2 separate regions of the Mus musculus genome follow, and region 2 is linked to region 1. Evidence: chromatin contacts called from ENCODE Hi-C or POLR2A ChIA-PET data. All regions are on one chromosome and are shown on one strand. Each heading gives the region's core, a stretch centred on a gene start or an enhancer-like site at or near the end of the contact. The rest is flanking DNA. Distances are from core to core; before and after follow the strand shown. Region 1 overlaps Dcst2 (DC-STAMP domain containing 2). Region 2 holds the start of Shc1 (src homology 2 domain-containing transforming protein C1).

Evidence for each region. Hi-C counts contacts between places; a loop is a spot of excess contacts on that map. ChIA-PET counts read pairs that join two places held with the same protein, here RNA polymerase II (POLR2A).
Region 2: POLR2A ChIA-PET joins it to region 1 with 12 read pairs in embryonic stem cell. The contact joins the promoter of Shc1 here to the enhancer-like site in region 1. A Hi-C loop is called at or near these places in 1 of 37 maps with a recorded cell type or tissue (heart). POLR2A ChIA-PET finds 5 or more read pairs at or near these places in 4 of 5 experiments (Patski and embryonic stem cell).

Annotation. Positions count from the first base shown.
Region 1 is chr3:89,374,600-89,381,953 of GRCm38, reverse strand. It overlaps Dcst2 (DC-STAMP domain containing 2), which reads right to left. Exons shown (of 15, transcript NM_001370853.1): 15 at 4,311-4,524. The coding sequence ends at 4,503. It overlaps Zbtb7b (zinc finger and BTB domain containing 7B), which reads left to right. Exons shown (of 3, transcript NM_009565.5): 2 at 439-1,610; 3 at 1,960-4,310. The coding sequence starts at 445. The coding sequence ends at 2,428. Among named protein-coding and RNA genes, the nearest start is that of Dcst2, 13 kb to the right of the region's middle. Within about 2 kb of position 4,038, at least 1 of the 3 ENCODE cell types and tissues checked has a DNase peak (open chromatin) inside an H3K27ac peak, as active enhancers do; it is heart, where a contact is called at or near this core.
Region 2 is chr3:89,419,062-89,426,415 of GRCm38, reverse strand. Shc1 (src homology 2 domain-containing transforming protein C1) reads right to left here and starts at 4,795. Exons shown (of 12, transcript NM_001113331.2): 1 at 4,071-4,795; 2 at 3,420-3,490; 3 at 2,845-2,908; 4 at 2,600-2,719; 5 at 2,173-2,226; 6 at 1,810-1,861; 7 at 1,524-1,650. The coding sequence starts at 4,565.

The DNA.
Region 1 (7,354 bases), core at 2,789-5,288:
GATCAGGGGATGGGAACAATGAAATGCAAGTCTGCCTAGGATCACAGGAAGGGGGGGCCTGCAGAAGCAGGGTAGAGCCATGTGAGAACCAGGAAGGTGGTCTGGATCTGCTGACTCCGAGTGACCCTATTCACTTGGCACTGCACCCGGAAAGCCAGTTGCTTCGTCTGTCTGAACCGCAGTTCCCTTGTGCATGACATGAAAGGTGGTTTGGGAGGGTATGGGCCAGAATAAGCACTCGCGCTCTTTTAAAGATTTATTTAATTTACATATATGAGTACATCACCATTGGTCTCGTCAGACACACCAGAAGAGGGCACCAGACCCCATTACAGATGGTTGTGAGCCACCATGTGGTTGCTGGGAATTGAACTCAGGGCCTCTGGAAGAGCAGTCAGTGCCATCTCTCTTAACCTCACCCTCTACTTGACCCTGCAGGAGAAGATGGGGAGCCCCGAGGATGACCTGATTGGAATCCCATTCCCAGACCACAGCAGCGAGCTCCTGAGCTGCCTGAACGAGCAGCGCCAGCTGGGCCATCTGTGCGACCTCACCATCAGGACGCAGGGTCTTGAGTACCGCACCCACAGGGCTGTGCTGGCTGCCTGTAGCCACTACTTCAAGAAGCTCTTTACGGAGGGAGGAGGGGGAACCGTGATGGGAACAGGGGGTGGTGGGACGGCTTCTGGGGGAGCAGGGGCCGGTGTGTGTGAGCTGGACTTTGTAGGGCCAGAGGCCCTAGGTGCCCTGCTCGAGTTTGCTTACACAGCCACACTGACCACCAGCAGCGCCAATATGCCGGCTGTACTCCAAGCTGCTCGGCTACTGGAAATCCCGTGTGTCATCGCTGCTTGCATGGAGATTCTACAAGGCAGTGGGCTGGAAGCCCCCAGCCCCGATGAGGATGACTGTGAGCGAGCCCGACAGTACCTGGAGGCTTTTGCCACTGCCACCACCACAGCCTCAACCTCAGGAATGCCCAACGGTGAAGACAGCCCTCCACAGGTGCCCCTCCTACCGCCGCCGCCACCGCCACCTCGACCTGTTGCCCGTCGCAGCCGCAAACCCCGGAAAGCTTTTCTTCAAACCAAAGGGGCCCGAGCAAACCATCTGGTCCCTGAGGCACCCACAGTACTCACCCATCCCTTGACCTACGAAGAAGAAGAGATGGTTGGTAGATTGGGTAACAGTGGGGGCAGTGGGCTCGGAGATAGCTATAGTCCTCCTACAGGTGCCGCCTCACCTGCCGAGGGGCCCCTGAACTATGAAGTCTTTGAAGGTGAGGAAGAAGAGGAGGAGATGGCATACCCCCCAGGCTACGGGCTAGCCCAGAGTAATGAGCCCTCGCTATCACCAGAGGAGCTGGGCTCAGATGAAGATCCCATCGACCCCGACCTGATGGCTTACCTAAGTTCGCTGCACCAGGACGCCCTGACACCAGGCCTGGATGGCCAAGACAAGCTGGTGCGTAAACGCCGTTCACAGATGCCCCAAGAGTGCCCAGTCTGTCACAAGATAATCCACGGGGCAGGCAAACTGCCTCGGCACATGAGGACCCACACTGGTGAGAAGCCCTTTGCCTGTGAGGTCTGCGGCGTCCGCTTCACCAGGTGAGCACCAGGTGGGGACAGCCCAGAATGGGCTGAGGGTGGCTGTACAATGATTGGTGTGGGGGCCAGCTCTCTGGTGGGTTCCTAGAATGAGGTGGGAGGCCAAAAGAGGCAAACAAGGGCATGCTCGGGAGTGGGCTAGTTCCCAAGAAGATTGAACTGGAAGCAGAGGAGCTCATAGTGCCAGGGCCCATTGAGCTAAGGGCTAATCAAAAAGGGTCTCCTGGGGCAGCAATGGGGAAACCGCAGTGAGGAACAAGGGTGGGTCAAGGCCCGGGGGCGTGGCTAAAATGCCCTGGGGATCCTATCCTGAATCCTGAGTGTCTGCCCTTTCCCCTGCTCGTACTAGGAATGACAAGCTGAAGATCCACATGCGGAAGCACACAGGAGAACGCCCCTACTCGTGCCCCCACTGCCCAGCCCGCTTCCTGCATAGCTACGACCTCAAGAACCACATGCACCTGCACACCGGGGACCGGCCCTATGAGTGCCACCTGTGCCACAAGGCCTTCGCCAAGGAGGACCACCTGCAGCGCCATCTCAAGGGTCAGAACTGCCTGGAGGTGCGCACCCGAAGGCGCCGCAAGGATGACGTGGCAGCCCCTCACTACCCACCGCCCTCGACCACCACCTCATCCCCTGCTGGCCTCGACCTTTCCAATGGCCACCTGGACACCTTCCACCTCTCTCTGGCTCGATTCTGGGAGCAGTCGGCCACCACGGGACCCCCAGTCACTACACAAGGGCCCCCTGAGGAGGAGGAAGAGGAAGGGACACCCACCACACCACAGGCCGAAGGTGCCATGGAGTCCTCTTAAAAGAGGGATGAATGGGCAGGCTGGAACAGCCTGGGACACCACGCCAAGCAACGGGGAGCACATAAAACAAGTGGTATCGGGGTCGGGGGTGCTGAACCTTGTTGGTATCAGAATCGAACGCCTCTTCCCCCCAGAGCCTTCATTCCAATTACAAGCTGAGGTTTTGGGGCACAAGCTCTCTAGATTGGGGTGATCACCCAAGGAGTTAAACATGAAATATATGTCTGTTTGTCTGTCTGTGTGTGTATATATATATGTGTGTGTGTGTGCACGCGCGTGTGTGTGTTACACACACTCTCTGCACACACACACATATATATACACACACAATAAAGGTGGGTCCCTGTCCCCAGCCACTACTGGGGAATTGAAGCAATAATCTATCTCTGATTTGTGGGGTCCCACTTCGGCTATGCGGGTTTCTAGGAGGCTGGGGCTTAGGACCAAATCCTTGCTCTACTCCCATGCCCCCTGGGTTTTGGCTGTGAAGGGGTGGACTGCCCCTCCCTTCCGAGACCCCTCCTTCCTGGTTTCTGTTCCTTTTTCCTGGCCGTAAATTATGCAAAGGGGGGTGGCAAAGGAAGGGTAAGAGGGGGGAAACAAGGTAGAGGCTTGAAAGACTGGGGTGGCGGCGGTGGGGACTGGGCCTGTAAGGACGGAGCCATCCCAGTCCCCCTCCACCCAGTTCCAACGCTGAGTCATGGGGTCCTGGAGAAGAGGAGGGCAGGGTGGCCTGATTGGCTCGCCCGCCCCTGGGGGTAGCAGAAGGTCTCCGCCCAGCTAAGGGAGCTCTCCACCTCTTCCCTCCCGCGTCCCGGGGCAGGGAATGTCTTGTTCCTGGCGCTCCCTCCCTGGGGCCAGAGGGCAGGGCGGGCCGGGCGTCTTACCCTCTTCTCCTCCCTACCTCCCCGCCCAGGTGCAAGCGGGAGCCGCCTCTGCTGCTTGCTGCCCCTGACTCACGCCGCCCCCGGGCTGGCGGGCGCTGGGTGTGGGATGGGGTGAGGGGTTGAGGTAGCCTTGTAGGGAGCGGACAAGCTAGCGCCATCTGGTGGCCATGCCCTGTAAGGGCGAGCGCTACCCCCCAACCCCACCCCCCAGCGACCACTTTTCATGAGCTAGGGTCACACCCAGCCATCTAGGCCTGTGAACGGGTGCCCCCTTGCCAACATGGTGGCTAGGCAAGGCAACTCACTTGCCCCTGGGAAAAGTGAGCTGCGGAGCAGACCCAGAGGTAAGGGAACCTTTCCTCAGACCTTGCCTGGCACTCTTAGGACTGAGTCCACCCCCGTTCTGTACATAGCCTCTTCTGATGGTCTTGTTGAAATCCAATTTCACATTTTTAACTATCAGTTTTCCTGGGGTGGGGAAGAGTCTTCACCCCACCCCTTCCTCGCTGGGTGCTGGACCCCCATTGCGGCCTGGGCTCTGCCTTGCACTATTTACCCCTTTGGCCTAGTGGCCCTTCCCCCTCCTGGAAAGGGGCAGGTTCAGGGGCCCGGTGCTCTCCTCTCCCCATGCACCTCCATGCCCATTTGCACAGCTGCCCAGGTACCCCCAACAGTGGGGAAGGGCCACACAGGGAGGGGTGGCGGGACCAGTCCCTGTATCTATTTAAAAAGTGATGATGTAATATATTAGGAGGGAGGTCAGGTACCCTGGGCCTCATCTTAGCATTTCAGGTGATAGGGGAGCCCAGGGCTGGAGAAACCTGGGGCTTAGTCCCAGAGAGTGGAGACAGTGGCCTCCACTCTCTCTCCTTGTGGCTTCCCCACTCAGTGCCTTAGTGGGGGAACGCATTCCCCTCCCCCATTCCCTTCATCTACCCCTGCCCCTGCCTCGGGTGTAAGTGACAGGAAGAAATAATAATAATTTAAGATTCATATTTGTGTCCACTTTTGGTTCCTTTATTGGGGGAGGGGGGCGGCAGTGGGAGGGGTCGGGAGGGTCTGAGGCTGGGGAGGGGTCTTGTTTGGGGACAGGGATTTCCGAAGTGGTGCCTGGGGTTCTGGGAGAAAGGGGAGGCCCACAAAGCCAGATGAGCTTCTGGGAGATGCTGTGGACGCTTCCTCTGAAGTCACTGCTTTCTGTCCTGGTTCCTGGGAGGAGAGGAAGGACCAGTAAACTCAAAGTCACTGGTGGGTAACCTCTGCCACCGTCCCAGCTCGGGCCCTAACTGCCGCCCTTCTGGCATCCATCCCAGTTCTTCCTTTCCTCTCTTCTTTGTTTTTATAACTCTGTCTCTGTTTTGTTGAGACGGGGTTTCTCTGTGTAGCCCTGTCCCTGTAGACCAGACTGGTCTCAAACTCACAGATCCGCCTGCCTCTGCCTCCCAAGTGCTGGGATTAAAGGCGTGCACTACCACCTAGTGCTCTGAGGACCTGGCAACTGGAATACCTCTCTCCAACCCAGCCAGGGTATCAGCAAATTGCCCCGACTGCTCAAAGGCGATTGTCTCTGTTCCCGAAATTACTCATCCGTTCTTCTCTCCTACCGACCCAGAAAAAGACTTCAACTCTCAAACTCGTGGCTACCATATTTACAAGAGGAAAACAATGGGATCAGCCTTCCAAAAGCTGAGAGAGGACAGTCACTATACATTTCAAACCAACCTGGCCTACAATATTGAGGCCCTGTCACCAAAGGCAAAAAAAAAAAAAAAAACCTCCTCTGACTAAGAACAAAGGCTTCACTATCACCTGCCCCTTAACTCTACCTGGAAGTCCCTCAGCCTCCCAGGGCCAGTTTCTTTGCACTCTTCCTCACAGCAGACATTTCATTCTCTACCACCCACTCTGAAAACTATGTCACTCCCAGACACCTCTCGGGTCTCAGCAGGTGTCCTTGCCTCCTACTCCCTAGAGAAATTGAGGCTGGAGCAGTCTGCAGTCTGTTTAGAAGGGTCTCCACTCTTCAGTCTCAGAGCAGCCCCTCTGGCTACCTCATGCACCATTGCCTGGCCCAGCTCTTCCTCTGGTACCTTAGTCCAGGGCTGGAGGTTGAGCTTGTGCTCTCACAAGCACTCTGCTACTACACTGCATTCATAGACTTCAATGCTCTTTTCCATCTCCTAAATGTACTGGGATGCAGAAACACCTGTTGGTGCCGTGTACCTTGTATGTGAAGCCAATTCTTTATCATCAGGCTTCCTTTTTTTAGAGCCAAGCATGGTAGCACATCATAACTTTCATTCTATGGAGACTGAGGTAGAAGGGTTACAAGTTCAAGGCCAGCATGGACCACATAGTATGAATAGGGAGGCTGTGCGGTGGTGGCACACACCTTTAATCCCAGCACTTGGGAGGCAGAGGCAGAAGGATTTCTGAGTTCGAGGCCAGCCTGGTCTACAGAGTGAGTTCCAGGACAGCCAGGGCTATACAGAGAAACCCTGTCTCAAAAAACAAACAAAACAAAACAAAAAGAATAGGGAGCCAAAAGCAGGCAGATCTCTATGAATTCAAGGCCATCCTGGTATATATAACTATGTTGGGCCAGCCAGAGGCTATATAGTAAAACCCTGCCTCAATAAATAAAGTAATTAAGCCCTCTTTTTAATTGCAAATGTTATATTAAAGGAATCCTAAATCATCTTCCTCTTTAGAAGCCACATTCTCTATTTCTGAGTCTTTGTCAGGTGCTTTGTGATCTAGTTTTAGCCATCCTGAAACCATGAAAAATGTTCCCACAAGCCATACATACCAGTTGTCTGGTCCCCCGGCTCTGGATGGATTGTTGGTCCCAGCTTGCTCATGGTTTGCCTTTCATGGGCTAAGCTCTCCTGCTCTCTTGAGCCTCTTGCCTCAGGTTCTGCCCCTGTCCCCCTCTTTCCGCCTCCTTAGCCTATTCCAGTAGCTCCCAGTAATAGATTCAATTTCCCATTTCTCCTTACTTTAAGGCTTTTAATTGTATGTGGATGTCTATGTCAGTATCTGCCACACGTGTGGGTGCTTGTTCAGAAGTCACACAAGATCCCGCCTGCAGCTCATGAGTCCCTCACCCCTTAACATGAGCGCTAGGACGGATTCTTCGGAAGAATAGCAAGATTAGCCATGATGCCATCTCTGTCCTTGAATATTCATTATCTTTATGAATGCTTTGCTTGTTTATATGTGTGAGTTCTGTATGCATGTCCAGTGGCCACAAAGTCCAGAGGAAGGTGTTGGATCCCCTGGAATTAGAGATACTAGTTAGCTGCAATGTGGGCGCTGGGAACTGAGCCTGAAAGTAGCCCAAGTGGTTTTGTTTTGTTTGTTTTTTTTGAGACAGGGTTTCTCTGTGTATATCTGGCTGTCCTGGAACTCAACTCTGTAGACCAGGCTGGCCTGGATATCTATCCACCTGCCTCTTACCCCTAAATCAAATGCTGGGATTAAAGGCGTGTGCCACCACTGTCTGGCTATCAAGTGCTCTTACCTCACAGCTGCCTCTTTAGCCTCTTTCCTTCCTTTTATCTTTTCTGGTCTTGCCAAAATGATCTGGTTTGCATGGAACTCACTAAGTAGCCTCAGACTTCTCTGATTGTTAAGCCAGGATCTCACTATGTAGACCTTACTGATCAGGAACTCACTGTATAGACTAAACTGGCTCTCCCCTCCCCCCCCCCAACAGACACACACTTAACTTTGAAGACCACCAGCTTGAGCAGGGTGTGAAACACCCAGCTAATCCCAGCCTTAGGGAAGGAGTTTTGAGCCATTCTTGGCTACATAGAAAAATCTGATTTCAACAAACAATAAATAAACAAAAAGAATTTAGGCTGTGTGTGTGTGTGTGTGTGTGTGAGAGAGAGAGAGAGAGAGAGAGAGAGAATGGCCTGATGATAAGAGTAAACACACCTTTAATCTCAGCATTCGGCTAAAGCAGATACCTATCTCTCTGAGTTCAAGGCCAGCCTGATCTACATAGAATGGAATTCCAGGCAAATCAGGT
Region 2 (7,354 bases), core at 3,546-6,045, 44 kb before region 1:
CAGCTCTGAGGCCTGATGTTATAACCCTGTAAGGCTGGTATTCCTTCCACAACTTAAGAAACAGCAATAAAAATTGGGGGTGGACCTTTAATCCCAGCACTCGGGAGGCAAAGGCAGGCAGATTTCTGAGTTCAAGGCCAGCCTGGTCTACAAAGTGAGTTCCAGGACAGCCAGGGCTACACAGAGAAACCCTGTCTAGAAAAACAAAAAAGGGGAGGAGAGATACACACAAGATCTCTTAACTGAAATTAAGAAATTAACTCTCACTTTTGACAGCTATGCGACCTCCTCAGAGGCGTGGAAGCACTATCAAACAAAGCAGATGTCCAGAAGGATTTCACAAAGGGCCTGGTGGGTCACACTGATAATCTCTTGAGACTTGAAGAAAGAAGCCTGGGGACTCTCCGGTAAGAGATGCTGGGACTTGGGAAATAGCTCATTTCCTAAAGTGTGAGGATCAGAGCTCAGATCACCAGGATCCGTGTGTAAGCCAGGCCACCTGTACAGTGGTGGCCACCTGTAATCCCAGCACCCTTGAGGCAGAGACAGGATCCAGAGCAAACTGGCTGCTGCTAGCCCTATCTGACAAGCTCCAGGTCAGAAGGAGATCCTGCCTCAATAAAGTGTGCCGCACCAGAGGAAGACACCTACATCAACTTCAAACCTCTGTACCCACACACAACATAGGCCCCACATGCACACATACACACATACACACACACACACACACACACACACACGTACAAAAAAAAGAAAAAAGTTTTTCTCTTAAACCAGATTTTTTTTCTTTTCTCTCTAATTCTTCCCCCACCCACCCCCTTCTTTCTTCCTTTTTCTCTTTTTTTGTTGGTTTCTCTATGTAGTGCTGGCTGTCCTGGAACTCCCTCTGTAGACCAGGCTGGCTTCAAACTCAAACATTCTACTGCCTCTGCTTCTTGAGTGCTGGGATTAAAGACATGATTACAGTCCAGATACCATAATGACCTTCAGAGGCAGGAGAACACAGAACAATGAGTGGGGGAGCAAGTGCTCCGGGGTTAACCACTGCTGATCTTGCAGAGGACCCAGGTTTGGTTCCAAGCACTCACGTGGCAGCTCACAACCACCTGGTATTCTACTCCCAAGGGACCCAATGCCCTCTTCCGGCTTCCATTGGCACTGCATACACTCGTATACATGCAGTAAATTACACATATGATAAAATAAAAATAAATCTTTAAGAAAAATGAAAGTGTACAAGAACACAGGGATCGGCCAAAAATGAACAACTTGAGAATTCAATGTTCATTCAGCCAGAAAAAGCAGTCTAGTGGGAGGTGCTGGGCTGTAACTCCACCCTAGGCAAACAAAAGGAAGAAACTGTCCCTGCAGCAGGCATGGCCCTCAGGTCTCTTGATGAGCCACTGGAGAGCTGACACAGCAGAGGAGGGACAAAGGGTCACACAGGTCATTACCTTTTCTGAACCCCTTGGAACTCAAGCATGGGAAGACACTTCCTGCCTCGCCCTCTCCCACCAGCTCACCTGTCATGGGGGGTGACCAGCTTCGGTGGATTCCTGAGATACTGTTTGAAGCGCAACTCAAAGGCCTGCCCGATGGTGCTGATGACATCCTGAGCAAGCCCTTCAGGACACTCCAGGATATGGCAGGCTGGGACACAGTGGAGACCACCAGTGAGCTCTGAGGCAGGGGGCTGGCATGACCTGTGGGAGGGAGCCCCCACCCAAGTCCCTCCCAGCAAGGGAACCCTATCAAGTGTAACTGCTTTTCAGATAACTGGCCCCACCCAGTGCTGCCCGCAAGCCTCACCTCTCTGATTCACAGGGTCTTTGGCAACATAGGCAACATACTCAGCTGTGTCCTGGAGAGGGTAGATTCAGGAGACCAGTTAGCTAGAGTTTACAACTCCTGATCCACTAAGACTCTGTCCCTTTCAGACATTTCACAACCCTTGCACCCTACTTCTTTAGCCAGTATCTTCTCTCTCCCTCCCTCTTTTGGTTTTTCAAGGATTTCTCTGCATGGCCCTGGCTGTCCTGGAACTCAAGAGAGTCACCTGTCCCGTGAGTGCTGGGATCAGTGTGTGCCACCACACTCAGCCTCTAGCAAGCATCTTTCTAGCCCCATGTCTCTTCTTCCCCACCCCAGTCTTTCCTCTGGTCCCCAACTCACCGGATCCCCACCGGACGCGAAAGAGATAGATTGCATGTGATGGTTGGCAATGATCTGATGAGGGTGGGGATGGAGAAGGAGGGGATGGTAAATGTCAGGCAGCCTCAGGGCTTGTGGCCCACCCCAGTGCAGAACCTTGGAGCCCCAGGCTCATTCTCTTGGTCTTTTACCCAGTGTTCTCCTGATTTCTTTCTTCTTTTGGTGGGGTGAGGTGCAAGGTCTCACTGTGTAGCCCTGACTGGAACTCAAAGGCATTCACCTGCCTCGGCCTCCTGAGTGCTGGGATAAGGGTGTCACTATCCTTAACCTTTCTAATTTCTTCCTCCTCTACTGTCCAGTTGTTCCTGAGAGCTCCGAGCTTTTGGTCTCTGATTCCCATTTGATGCTCCCATAACTATCTCTGGTCCCTTTCAGCAGCCCTACCTACCTGTTTGCAGTCGGCTGCCATGAGGTTAAGGCTGCTGGTAGACACAGTGAGAGTGATTGGCATTCCAGCAAACTTCAGGTTACTCCTCCCCAGGATGGAGCTGAGTGGGCGGCTACAAGGCTAAGAAAGGGCCCAGAGTCTCAGAATCTGAGCTTTCCCAGCCTGAGGAAACACCTGTCCCATCCGCTATGTCCTGAAGTGCCTTCCCCCTGCCTCCAATACCCAGCCCCAACCACCACATATACCTTTCTCCTCCTTGTCGCCCCTTTGGCACCAGGCACAGCTTCACACACCAAACTGATGGCCTCCCTGGAGAAACAGGAGTACTCAGACCCACCATGGGCTGCCCCCCTGGCTGGGGCCGCCACAGAGCTGGGGGAAGGGAAGACCAGGCCAGACTCCCAGAGCACTCCAGGCTCTTTGTCGTGGTGGATTGAATTAAGGGCCTTTAATATTTGATGACACCGAGGGGCCGCTTCCTGGCTGATTGGGTTAGGGCTTCAATGGCTATAGCCCCACCTCTTCCCAGCCACCGAATGTTCCATTCCCTTCCCCAAAGCATCAGCAACCTCCTACCCCTGCCTTTTCTAGCTCATCTTCCCGCAATCTCCAAGGCTGGATAGAAAGGGAAGGTGTGCTCCAGACCAGAGCTGGCTCTTTTTAGTCAGACTTACTTCTGTGACTTTCAATTCTCTCACCGCCCATGAGAAGTCACCATCAGAAACACCATCAAATGCCCAACTTCCTCCTCCCCCTTACTGAGACTTCTGTAACTTCAGTAATCTTAAGACTACAGCAATATACCCGCCTTCCCACTAACCTGGTGACCTGAGTCCGGGTATTGAAGTCAAGGGCTCGCATTGACTGTAAGACCTCCACACAGCCCATGTACTGTAGGGGAAGGAGGGAAGAATGGATCAGCTGACCCCATCCCCCACCCCACACTTGCAAGCCCTTTGCAGAAGGTTCTAGGGCTTTGCCTTATATAGTCCTTACTTCCTAAGGAAAGTAGATTGAAGTAGCCTTCCTACTGCCTGGGGCTTCCACTTCATAGGTGTATGGCAAAGGGGAAAAAGGGAAGAAAGACCACAAAAGAGGAACTTCGTGCACCATGGGGGGACTGCGAGAGGAGTAGCAAACATTGAGTGGGATGGAGTGACATCTCTGGAAAAGGGAGGAGTCTAGAGGGAATAATCAAGAAGTCATTTTCATTCAACTTTTACAGAAAGCCTCAGATGTGCTTGGGCACTGTGTGAACTGGGGGGGTGGGGGGGGGGGTTGGGACCAAAGGAGGAAAGGCAGAAGATTCACAGGCTAAATTAAGGGCAGAGACCTGAAGAAGGAATGCACCAGGTCTAAGAACTGAGAGAATGGCACAGATGTTGCTGGGGGAAGAGCAGGGAGTCCCTGGCAAATCTGGAGTGAGCAGAGGAACTGGACGGGAGGGAGTGGGAGGGGGGTATGCACTCACCCGAACCAAGTAGGAAACCCCAGGTCCCATGACTTTGTCGTTGGGATGCAGCCAGCCTCGTGTGGGCTTATTGACAAAGCTCCCGTGTCTGGTCCACTCCTCGCCCCCCAGCTGGCCCCCTTCTACCCGAGTCCTGCGCCCGCCGCCTCCACTCAGCTTGTTCATGTCCTGGAGGAGGGGCAAGAGGCCTGAGTCCCGAAGGGCTGCCCCTGCACTCCCTTCCCCATCTTCAGCAGCCTTTCCTGGCTCCCCTTTAGGCCCCAGGCGCCCCCCAGCAGGATTGGCCAGCTTCAGGTTGCTCATCCGGGGAAAGAAGGAACACAGGGTAGTCGGACTATCGTCCCCCGGCAGAGGAGGCAGAATGGGTCCCAGGGATGAAGCTGATGGGGAAGGTAGCTCCTCCGGAGGGGTAGACCCCGAAGCCCCCTCCTCCAGCGATGACAGAGACTCATTCCGAAGTGGGTTGTACTTCGGCTTGGGGGGTAGAAGATCCATGGCTGGGGTGAGAAGAGGGGCTGCTGCCCAGCCCGGCCCCCCTGCCAATTCAGGCAAGGGGGCCAGGCAGGGGGCATCCCCAGGCCCTTAGCCTAGTCTGACCTCGGCAGCCCGGTGATAACAGATGACCTGGGGAGGCGAAGGACAAGTGACCTCTGCTCTCCCAACTCAGACCTAGACAGTTTGAGAGCACATCCTTGCACAGCCCAGCTAGGAAACCTCTACTGGCTGAGGAGTACAGGCTGGACCCAGAGCTTACTGGCTCCTCCCCAGAGGCGGGGAACTAAGGAGAGAGACCAATCCCCAGGACAGTGCTGACTCACAGGCTCAGAGGGGCTGAGACACCTCCCCACACAATTTGTGCAAGCCAGGCCACTCTCCCAGCCCAATACAAACAACTGTCTGGGAAGGAGGAGGTGCCCGGCGCGAAAAAAAGATGGAAAAATAAGCAAAAGAGAAAAAAGAAAGGAAGGAGTTAAGAGAAACTCTGGACCAATCCAAACCGACGTGGGCAAGCCAAAGAGAGCAGGAAGACAGGAAGGGATAGAGAGGAAACAGAAGCTGCTGGGCGGGGAGGGGAAGGGGGGAGATGTCCCCCAGAGTTTAGCATTTCCTTTCCAGTCCTGGCTGAAGACGTGACTAGCCCCCTAGCCCAGACAGCCCAGACCACTCCCATCCCCACCATACAGTGAGTGAGGTGGTAGCTCCAGGGAACCTGGGCCATTAGCATCCTCCACCACAACAGCTGTGGACCACAGTAGAGAACCAGGGAGAGAAAGTAAGTCCCAGTGGATATAGTGCAAAGCCAAGAGGAAAGACAAGCTAAAATGGGAATAAAGGCCAATTTATTGGTGGTACATCAGGGGGCTACCAGACAAGAGCTAGAGCAAGCCTGTTTCTACAAGTCACCAAGGACCAACAGACTTGGGGGGTGGGAGTAGGGCTTCCCCAGAGGGTACAGAGACATGCAGCCACCCCTCGGACCTACAGATATATTGTTACTCCTTACAGGCAGTAAACCACCTGACAGTGTACCTCAGGCTAGTGGAGGAGTTGGCCTTGGAGGTAGGGGAAAGAAACAGAACTGGTGCCTACAAGCCACAAAGGGATAATAGGGTCATAAACAAATCTGTGTTAATAAAGACAGGAAGGAGAAAGGGATATTAGAAGTTGGAGTCTGGCCATAAGTGCATAATAATACCAAACCCATATTTCTTTGCCCACAGTTTCCTGCCACAGCTCTGCTTAAGGCCATTCAGGAACTTAAAGAAAGTGACCAATCAAAATAGCTCCAGAATAAACTATCGCTTTATTCCCTTAAAAAAAAAAAAAAAAAAGTAGCTGGGTGTGGTGGTGCACCCTTTTAATCCCAGCAGAGGCAGGTGGATTTCTGAGTTCGAGGCCAGCCTGGTCTACAAAGTGAGTTCCAGGACAGCCAGGGCTATACAGAGAAACCCTGTCTCGAAAACCAAAAAAAAAAAAAAAAAAAAACCAAATACAAGAAATAAAAGATACTTTTTGCTTATTTGTTTTTTCAAGATAGGGTTTGTCTATGTAACAACACTGACTGCCCTGGAACTTGCTTTGTAGACCAGGCTGACCAGGATGGCCTGGAACTTACAGAGAACCAATCACCGGGGTTTGCCTCCACTTGCCTAACCGCTGCTGTGGCTGCGGAGGTTGCTCAAAGTGTCTACCTTCAGACCTCTTCAGCAGCACTTAAAGCAGTTTAAATACCACCCTTCATTCTCTCCCCTGTGCTTAGTCCCCATCCCAGGAAAGCTGTTACTGAATACCACATCTCTTCCTGAAAAGAAATTCTGTCATTCTGTTTGCTAAGACCTCAGCTCTTACACTCCCAATCACACAAACACACCATGGTGTCATCTTGAGAGATGGCTCTTCCTGGGAGCTTTCATATCGGAAGGCCAGGGATGAGCAAGAGGTGCCCGCATTTGGAAGAAAAAGTCAACACGAGCCTTTAAGTTTGCTTAGAGATTGCCTCCTGCACCCAAGGCTAGGTAGTAAGGGCAGGAGAAAAGCCGCGTTAAACACCTCGGCACAGCAGGGAGGAAGCTGGAGGGGCAGGAAATAGCAGGAAATGGCGAAAGCCTCAGGAATGTTTCCAGCAGGGAAGGTTAGGCAAGTGGGGCCAGGATGAATGCCAAACTAGAATATCTGGATAGGGGGAGGGGTCTTGTAAAAACAGCGGAAAGGACGAGAACCTCTACTCCTGTCTCCAAAACAGTTTTTCTTTTGACAGCAGGAAAACTTTGACTCCCGTTAGGCTCACACAAACCAATGCTTAGTCCAATCCAGGCATGGGAAGGTGCCATCTATGGCTGTCTTTGGGATGGGGTCTCAAAGGAGTCAAGAGTCTCCTTTCCTTCATCCACTCTCCAGCTGTAAACGAAATTCAGTCCCTTCGACTTAATTCACTCTCGAAGGTTACGGGGGTGGGCGAAGAGGGGAGAGGGGCGACGCTGCTAATAAGCTCACTCCTTACAACCACAAATTTCAACCCCCCACCTTATGGAGCACCAGAGCTCAGGAGAATTAAGCCCAAAGCTTAAAACAAGGAGAGGGATATAGAAGCGGATGAAACGTCAGGCATTTAAGACCTGGGTTTTGCGGCACTGACCCAAGCCCAAGAGGAAGGAGAATCCTGAGGGGACAAGGTCCCTAAACAGGGAGTACGGCACATTCCCAGGATCGGACGTGGACAGTGGAAGGGGCGGGTCCCAAAGGGGCGGGGTCCCAAAGAGGCGTCACTTCTACAAAGTCACATC